Linked DNA regions of Homo sapiens: region 2 is linked to region 1. The links are chromatin loops, found by intact Hi-C in ENCODE. Cell type or tissue: right lobe of liver. All regions are shown on one strand. Each heading gives the region's core, and the rest is flanking DNA. Links, peaks and the distances in the headings are about the cores only. Region 1 overlaps IFI35 (interferon induced protein 35). Region 2 overlaps CCDC200 (coiled-coil domain containing 200).

Evidence for each region. Peaks named below come from ENCODE experiments on the same cell type or tissue, not always from the same donor. Only the 100,000 strongest peaks of a DNase experiment are listed, where the experiment ranks them.
Region 2: a loop joins it to region 1, with 4 times the contacts of the local background. A loop is called at or near these places in 19 of 110 quality-filtered maps.

Annotation. Positions count from the first base shown.
Region 1 is chr17:43,009,085-43,013,471 of GRCh38, reverse strand. It overlaps IFI35 (interferon induced protein 35), which reads right to left. Exons shown (of 7, transcript NM_001330230.2): 2 at 1,195-1,293; 3 at 278-425; 4 at 99-205. Among named protein-coding and RNA genes, the nearest start is that of IFI35, 4.5 kb to the right of the region's middle. In right lobe of liver, for the core only: no CTCF peak of the experiment used is centred there; a DNase peak (open chromatin) is centred at 2,471; H3K27ac peaks cover 1,271 bases.
Region 2 is chr17:43,223,293-43,227,679 of GRCh38, reverse strand. It overlaps CCDC200 (coiled-coil domain containing 200), which reads left to right. Exons shown (of 4, transcript NM_001363254.2): 2 at 3,131-3,446; 3 at 4,066-4,124. Among named protein-coding and RNA genes, the nearest start is that of CCDC200, 3.1 kb to the left of the region's middle. RefSeq lists a silencer at 238-427. In right lobe of liver, for the core only: no CTCF peak of the experiment used is centred there; no DNase peak of the experiment used is centred there.

The sequences.
Region 1 (4,387 bases), core at 109-4,108:
GGGGAGACAGCAAGGGGTGGTCCCAGACACAGCTCCACTTCCCCATGCCCAGGTGCATGGCATGCTTTGCATGCCCCAGGATTCTGTCATACCATCACCTGGATGGTGGTGACCATGGGCAGCTCCAAGGGCTGGACCTGCACCCGCAGCCGGCACTCCTCCATGTTGATCGTGTGCTCCTTTTGTTGCAGCACCTGCTCAGCCACTGGGTGGTGGGAAACAGGGTCAGTACTGGGAACCCTCCCCACCTCCCTCCTGAGGCTCCCCATGAGCTTACCTTTGGGGTCATCAAAGGTGATCAGAGCAGAGCCCGCAAGCAGAGGGCAGTGGATCCGCAAATTGGAAACTAAAGACTTAGGCACTTCCGGGTCCTGCTGGGTGTGTCCTCGGAATACCAGGGGGATCTTGGGCACTGAAAATGGGACCTGGAAGTAGGGGAGGGGAGTAGGAGTGTTCCTCACTCCCACCTAGGAGGAAGGCATCTCCGATTCCATTCCATTGATGCTGAGTGCCGGAGATAAATACATTTACTGAAAGAAAAGCTGGATAAATGAGTGGATGAATGCAGGTCTGGTCCATACAGGGCAATTTACATACAACATCTTAATTTGTCCTGGGAGGTGGGTAGCTCTACTTTACAGATGTTCAAGTAACATAATGGAGGTCACACAGCAAGGAAGTAGCAGAGCCAGGAATAAAACCGAGAACTCCCCAGCTCTTTTTTGTGTTTCTTTGTTTTAAAGGGAGTCTTGCTCTGTCACCCAGCTGGAGTGTAGTGGCATGATCTTGGCTCACTGCAACCTCCACTTCCCAGGTTCAAGCAATTCGGACTCAGCCTCCCAAGTAGCTGGGATTACAGGCATGTGCCACCAAACCCAGCTAATTTTTGTATTTTTAGTAGAGACGGGGTTTCACCCTGTTGGCCAGGCTGGTCTCAAACTGACCTCAGGTGATCCACCAGCCTCGGCCTCCCAAAGTGCTGGGATTACAGGCGTGAGCCACTGCGCCCGGCCTAATTTTTGTATTTTTAGTAGAGATGGGATTTCACTGTGTTGGCCAGGCTGGTCTCAAACTCCTGACCTGAGGTGATCAGGCCCCCTTGGCCTACCAAAGTGCTGGGTTTACAGGTGTGAGCCACCGCACCCGGCCTCGCCAGCTCGTTTTTACCAAACAACACCAGATCTCCCACCTTACCTTGTCTTTGGGGGAGTCCCCGAGCTCCTTTCTCAGCTGCTGCAGGTCCCACAGCCTCATCTTGAGTCTGGCCTGCTCCTCCTGAAGGGCGTGGAGGGCCTGTTGGGGCAGAAGGAAACAACAAGACTTCTACCCGCCCTTCCAGAGAATCAACAAGCCCAGGGGAAGTGGGGCCTATTCTGGACGCTCCAAAAGCAGAGTTGATGCTAAGCTCAAGAACAACCCAACCCCTTTGTGCTGCCCTGGGCTGGTCTTGGCCCCCTCCACCCAGGGCTTGGCTGGCCTCATCTCAGCTGCTCTTGAAAGGGCAGGAGCCTTTGCAGCGTCCATGACTTGTTCGTGACCACAGATCTAGAGTTCAACAAACACTGATTAAGCTCCTGCTAGAAAGTGCTCGGCACTGACACAGGCAGTGGAAGATAAGGGTACGACCCTCAGGCCTGCCAAACAGTGCTCAAGAGTACATGATCACATGACTGACTGTGAAGGGCAGCCGGAATTTGGAAGAGGGACAATCCCAAAGGGGTTAACCCAATTAGGGACACCTCCAAGAGGAGGGGAGACTAGTTGCAAAATGTCATACAGTCATATTCTTAACTAACGTTTACTAAGTACTTACTATATGCCAGGCACTGTGCTAAGCCCGTCTGATGAATTATTTCATTCAATTCTTAGAACAACAGGGTATCTAAGATAGATATCCTGTGATCCTTATTTTATTGATTTATTTTTTTAATTTTTATTTATTTATTTATTTTTGAGACAGAGTCTTGCTCTGTCTCCCAGGCTGGGGTGCAGTGGCGCGATCTTGGCTCACTGCAGCCTCCACCTCCCAGGATCAAGTAATTCTCCTGCCTCAGCCTCCCAAGTAGCTGGGATTACAGGCACCCACCACCACACCTGGCTCATTTTTGTATTTTTAGTAGAAACAGGTTTTCACCATGTTGGCCAGGTTGGTCTCAAACTCCTGACCTCAGATGATCTGCCCGCCTCGGCCTCCTAAAGTGCTAGGATTACAGGTGTAAGCCACAATGCCTGGCCAATCCTTATTTTATAGATGAGGAAATTAAAGCTCAGAGAGGTTAAATGACTTGCCCAAAGTCATTTGGCCCTAGGCTGTCTGACTCCAGAGCCCACCCACTAACCTGTGCTTTACAGTGAAGAAATGAAGCCCAGAGTGGGGAGGTAGTTTACCCATCAATTCTAGCTTGTCCCTGGACTGTCACACTTTCCACTGTACACCAAGTAACCTTTTAGGCTGGGTGTGATCTGGAATGGGTCCAGAGAGAGAACTGACATCACAGGCAGGGAAGTGACACCAGGGATACCAATAAATGCACCTTTGTTTGTGGAATAGAGCAGAGTTCACCCTGTGGTTAGGAATCCTGATAAAGAAGTTCAGCTCAGAGAAGCATGAGATCTCTTGGAAAGATAGGACTCTGTTCTGACCATCTCTGTATTCCTTGTGTCCAGCAAGATCTCCGGCACAAAATATGTGTCCGGTAAAACTGTGTTGAATGAAGAAATGAAGTGAATGAATGACGGTAAAGGAGCACATTACAGAGGACACCAAAGAAATTCAGTGTGAGTTTGTTCTATTTTTAGCAGAAGAATACTAGAGCTTGACCAAATTATGCTGGTTTATGAATAGTGAAAAAGATCATTAGTTATTCATATTTCTGTAACTCAGAGAGTGCTAACACAGTGCCTTTAAGGGCCAGTTGGATGACATTAATGAGTTAATAGAGCCATGTAGGATAACAGAGAGTGGTGGGGACTCTGACGCACTGGGAAGAGCATGTCCTTTCTAAAGTAAACTGCTTCTAGCCATAACAAAGTTTCCCCCCACAGCAAATCTACCCATGTTTTTGTTTTGTTTTGTTTTTTGAGACAAAGTCTCAATGCCACCCAGGCTGGAGTGCAATTGCTCCATTATGGCTCACTGCAGCCTCGACCTCCTGGAATCAATCAATCCTCTCATCTCAGCCTCCTGAGTACAGGCGTGTGCCATCATGCCAGCTATTTTTTTTTTTTCTTCTTTTTGGGACGGAGTCTCACCCTGTCGCCCAGGCTGGAGTGCAGTGGCGCGATCTCTGCTCACTGCAAGCTTCGCCTCCCAGTTCACTTCATTCTCCTGCCTCAGCCTCCCGATTAGCTGGGACTACAGGTGCCCGCCACCACGCCTGGCTAATTTTTTTGTATTTTTAGTAGAGACGGGGTTTCACCGTGTTAGCCAGGATGGTCTCGATCTCCTGACTTCATGATCTGCCCGTCTTAGCCTCCCAAAGTGCTGGGATTACAGGTGTGAGACACCGCGCCCAGCCCTCTATTTTTTTTTCTTTTCTGAGACGGAGTCTCCCTCTGTTGCCTAGGCTGGAGTGCAGTGGCGCAATATCGGCTCGCTGCAAACTCCACCTCCCGGATTCAACAGATTCTCCTGCCTCAGCCTCCCAAGTAGCTGGGATTACAGGCACCTGCCACCACTCCTGGCTAATTTTTTTTATTTTTTATTTATTTATTTATTTTGAGACAGAGTCTCGCTCTGTCGCCAGGCTGGAATGCAGTGGCAGGATCTCGGCTCACTGCGACCTCTGACTCCCGGGTTCAAGCGATTCTCCTGCCTCAGCCTCCCGAGTAGCTGGGACTACAGGCACGCACCACCATGCCCAGCTAATTTTTGTATTTTTAGTAGAGATGGGGTTTCACCATGTTGGCCAGGATGGTCTCAATCTCTTGACCTCGTGATCCACCCACCTCGGCCTCCCAAAGTGCTGGGATTACAGGAGTGAGCCACCGTGCCCGGCTCTAATTTTTTATTTTTAGTAGAGATGGGGTTTCACCATGTTGGCCAGGCTGGTCTCAAACTTCCCACCTGAAGTGATCTGCCCAACTCAGCCTCACAAAGTGCTGGGATTACAGGCAGGAGCCACGGACCCAGGCCCCCTAATCTTCCCATTTTTAATAGAAATAAAAAATCTGGGCAGGTTGTTGTGGCACATGCCTGTAATCCCAGCACTTTGGGAGGCCAAGGGAGGCAGATCGCTTGAGCCCAGGAGTCTGAGACCAGCCTGGGCAACAGGACAAAACTCTACCTCTACAAAATATTTAAAAATTAGCCAGGCATGGTGGCACATGCCTGTAGTCCCAGCTACTCGGGAGGCTGAGATGGAAGGATCTATTGATCCCTAGAGGT
Region 2 (4,387 bases), core at 192-4,191, 210 kb before region 1:
ACCTGGTCTCTACTAAAAGTACAAAAAGTAGCTAGGCATGGTGGCGCTTGCCTGGAATTCCAGCTACCTGGGGAGACTGAGGCATGAGAATCACTTGAATCAGTGAGGTGGAGGTTGCAGTGAGCCAAGATAGTGCCACTGCACTCTGACCTGAGTGACAGAGTGAGACTCTGTCTCAAAAAAAAAATTAAAAACTTTATTTGATTTTATTATTGTAATACAGACAGGGTCTCACTATGTTGCCCTGGCTGGTCTGGAACTCCTGGACTCAAGCAATCCTCCCACCTCAGCCTCCCAAAATGTTGACAAGTGTGAACCACCATGCCTGGCCTTTAATTAATTAATTCACTTATTTATTTTATTTTTTTTTTGAGATGGAGTCTTGCTCCAGTCTTGCTCCCAGCCGGGCACAGTGGCTCACACCTGTAATCCCAGCACTTTGGGAGGCCAAGGCAGGTGGATCACCTGTGGTCAGGAGTTCGAGACCAGCCTGACCAACATGGTGAAACCCCATCTCTACTAAAAATACAAAAATCAGCCGGGCGTGGTGGCGCGCACCTGTAATCCCAGCTACTCGGGAGGCTGAGGTAGGGGAATCGCCTGAACCTGGGAGGTGGAGGTTGCAGTGAGCCAAGATCGCGCCGTTGCACTCCAGCCTGGGTGACAAGAGCAAAAATCCATCTTAAAAAACAACAACAACAACAACAAAAATATAAATATTTTAAAACAACATACATACTGGAAAAATTTTAAGCATGTTTGGGACAATTTGGATATGTACATCTACTTTTTCAACTGTAAATTTATGAAATCTAAATCAATGAAATATTTTTGATGAAAATTTAGTGTCCAAATTAAGATGTGCTGTTGTTTCAAATTCAAGCTAGGTTTTGAAGACTTAGTATGAAAACAAAGAATATAAAATACTTCACTGATATGTTCATATTGATGTTTTGGATGCATGGGGTTAAGTAAAATATATTATTAGGCTGGGTGCAGTGGCTCACGCCTGTAATCCCAGCTCTTTGGGAGCCAAGGCGGGCTGATCCTTTGAGCCCAGGAGTTTCAGACCAGCCTGGTATCATGGTGAAATCCGTCTCTAAAACAAATAGAAAAATTAGCCAGGCATGGTAGTGTGCACCCATAGTCCCAGCTACTCGGGAGGCTGCAGTGGGAGAATCACTTGAGCCTGGGAGGTCAAGGGCTACGGTAAGCCTTGTGATCACGCCACTATATTCCAGCCTGCGAGACAAAGTGAGACCCTGTTGCACACAAAAAAATAAATAAATACAAGTAATTAAAATTAGTTTCACTTGTTTTTTCTTCTTCTTCTTTTTTTGAGACAAGGTCTTCCTCTGTCACCAAACCTGGAGTGTGACGGCCCATTCATAGCTCACTGCAGCCTTGATCTCCTGGGCTCAAGCCATCCTCCAGCCTCAGCCTCCTGAGTAGCTGGGACTACAGGCATGCACCACCATGCCTAGCTAATTTTTTGTAAAGACCAGGTCTCACTATGTTGCCCAGGCTGGCCTCAAACTCCTAGCTTCAAACAATCCTCCTGTCTCAGTGCCACAAAGCGTGGATTACAGGCATGTGCCACTGTGCCTGGCCCTATTTCTTCTTCTATGTGGCTATTAGAAAATTTAGTGGCTGGATGCAGTGGCTCACGCCTGTCATCCCAGCACTTTGGGAGGCCGAGGCGGGTGGATCACAAGGTCAGGAGTTCGAGACCATCCTGGCCAACATGGTGAAACCCCGCCTCTACTAAAAATACAAAAATTAGCTTGGCGTGGTGGCACATGCCTATAATCCCAGCTACTCAGGAGGCTGAGGCAGGAGAATCGCTTGAACTCAGGAAGCAGAGGTTGCAATGAGCCAAGATCAGGCCATTGCACTCCAGCCTGGGGGACAGAACGAGACTCTGTCTCAAACAAAAAAAAAAAAGAAAAAAAGAAAGAGAATTTAAAATTACACATGTAGCATGCAATATATATATATACTTTTTTTTTTTTTTTTTTAGACGGAGTCTCATTCTGTCGCCCAGGCTGGAGTGCAGTGGCATGATCCTGGCTCACTGCAACCTCCGCCTCCTGGGTTTAAGCAATTCTCCTGCCTCAGCCTCCTGAGTAGCTGGGATTACAGGTGCCTGCCACCAAGCCCAACTAATTTTTGTATTTTTAGTAGAGACGGGGTTTCACCATGTTGGTCAGGCTGGTCTCGAACTCCTGACCTCGTGATCCGCCCGCCTCGGCTTCCCAAAGTGCTGGGATGACAGGCGTGAGCCACCGCGTCCGGCCCAGCATGAATTATATTTTTATTTGACACTGCTATTTCAAAGCACTTGTAAGGTTTAGAAGCACCCTTGGGCTATTAAAAAAATCACTTTGGGAGGCTGAGGTGGGAGGATCGCTTGAGGCTAGGAGTTCCAAACCAACCTAGGCAACATAGGGGGACCCTGTCTCTACAGAAAATTTAAAAATTAGCAAGGCATGGTGGCACATGCATTTAGTCCAAGCTGCTCAGGAGGCTGAGGTGGAAGGATCGCTTGAGCCTGGGAGGTTGGGGCAGCAGTGAGCCAAGATTGCACCACTTACTGCACTCCAGCCTGGGCAACATAATGAGTCCCTGTCTCTATTAAAAAAAAAAAATTAACCGGGCATGGTGGTGTGCACCTGTAGTCCTAGCTACTTGCGAAGCTGAGGCAGGAGAATCACTTGAGCCCAGTAGTTCCAGATTACAGTGAGTCATAAAAGTGCTACTGCACTCCAGCCTGGGTGACAGAGTGGGAACCTATCTCTAAAAAACAAAACACAAGACATTTGCAGGGAATTACTCTTTATCCTCCAGCACTAAAAACTGCTTTCAGTGCTGAGCTCTCAAGTGAGGAAGCAGGTGCTCAGAGAGAGTGCTATTTCCTGGGCTGGGGCTGTGCCACCCAGAAATCGTTCTTGGGTGTCACAGTGGGTGAGGCAGACAGCGTAGGCCCAATTTCAGCCTCCAGCTCTAGGGAACAGAGACCACTGCCACCTATACTTCTCTACTCACTTGCCTTGTTCCCTGAAGTTTCTCTGGCAGATGGGTGATTGGGTGGGGAGAGGATGATGCCACTTGCCCGGGGGCTTCTTGCCAGGAACTGAAGAATCACCAGGAGGAAGAACAACAATCGGAGGAAAAACTCCAGCCACATAAGAAGTTAAATGTGCCGCAACCACCAGTGGCGAAATTGTGGACATCACAGGAGCAACCACAGCCATCACAGCAGCAGCCATCAGTGCAGCCACCATCACAGCCACCACCACAGCCATCAACATTGCCACAGGCACAGGTGTGGCCAGGGCCACAGCCACCACAACCACAGCCACCACCTCAGCCAACACAACCAAGTGCTCAAGCCCGTTGTACTCAGCACACCTCCAAATGCAATCTCCAGGATTCCCAAAGGCCAGGTCACCAGCCTACTTCAGCGGGGATCTACTAAGCTGGAGGGCAATCTCTGTATCAACAACAGATTCCAGGGTGGGCAGAAAATCCTTACAGACTCTGGACTGGAGCCTGGGAGTGGGAGGTGGTAAGGAGAGGAGCCCTTTGCTTCCATCCCGGCCCTGTAGTGTAGAATCCATATCTACCACCCTACCCTCTCTGACTCTCCCAAGTACCCTCGGCCTTTAATGCCTTGCTGGTCAACTCCCCCTGGGTGGGTTAATGCCAACCTACGGCTGCAAAGGAGCCTTCCAACTTCTGCAGAGAGTGGTTGAGAAGCTGTCGGCCCTTCTTCCAGAGTAAGCGTGACAGAGGAGGTGGGGGTGATCAGAGGGTGGGACATGAGTTGTAGGCTTATTAACAGATATACTGAGCCCCGTGAGGTCTGGAACAGGGAACCACAGCACAGCTTCCTAGTTGAGAATCTTCAGGAAGGGCTCAGTCTGTGCCCTGTCCCAGGTAGGAGCCTGTCCTCACTGCACCCCCATCACCCCCTGGGTCACCAGACACAAGCACTCCAGGCTTGCAGTATTCCATCCTTGGAAAACTGCTGGATGAGTAACCTGTACTTTGTTTCATCATCAGGTCTCATGAACCCATGCCAATCTAGCCCCATCAGAAACACTGGGTATTCACAACTCAAGGTAAGATAGGGACACAGACTGTGAAAGACAGACTCTGGGTGACAGAAAGAAAGAGAGAGAGAGAGAGAGAGTGTGAGTGTGTGTGTGTGTGTGTGTAGTCCAGAGAAACCTCCTTAGCAGGAGTAAGGGGAGGAGACTAGAATTATTTCAAATTACTTCTGGATGGTCTATTCCTCTATTCTTTGCCACCATTAAAAATGTTTGGGTAGGAAGCTGGGTGCAGTAGTCTTGGCTACTTGGGAAGCTGAGGCAGGAGTATTGCT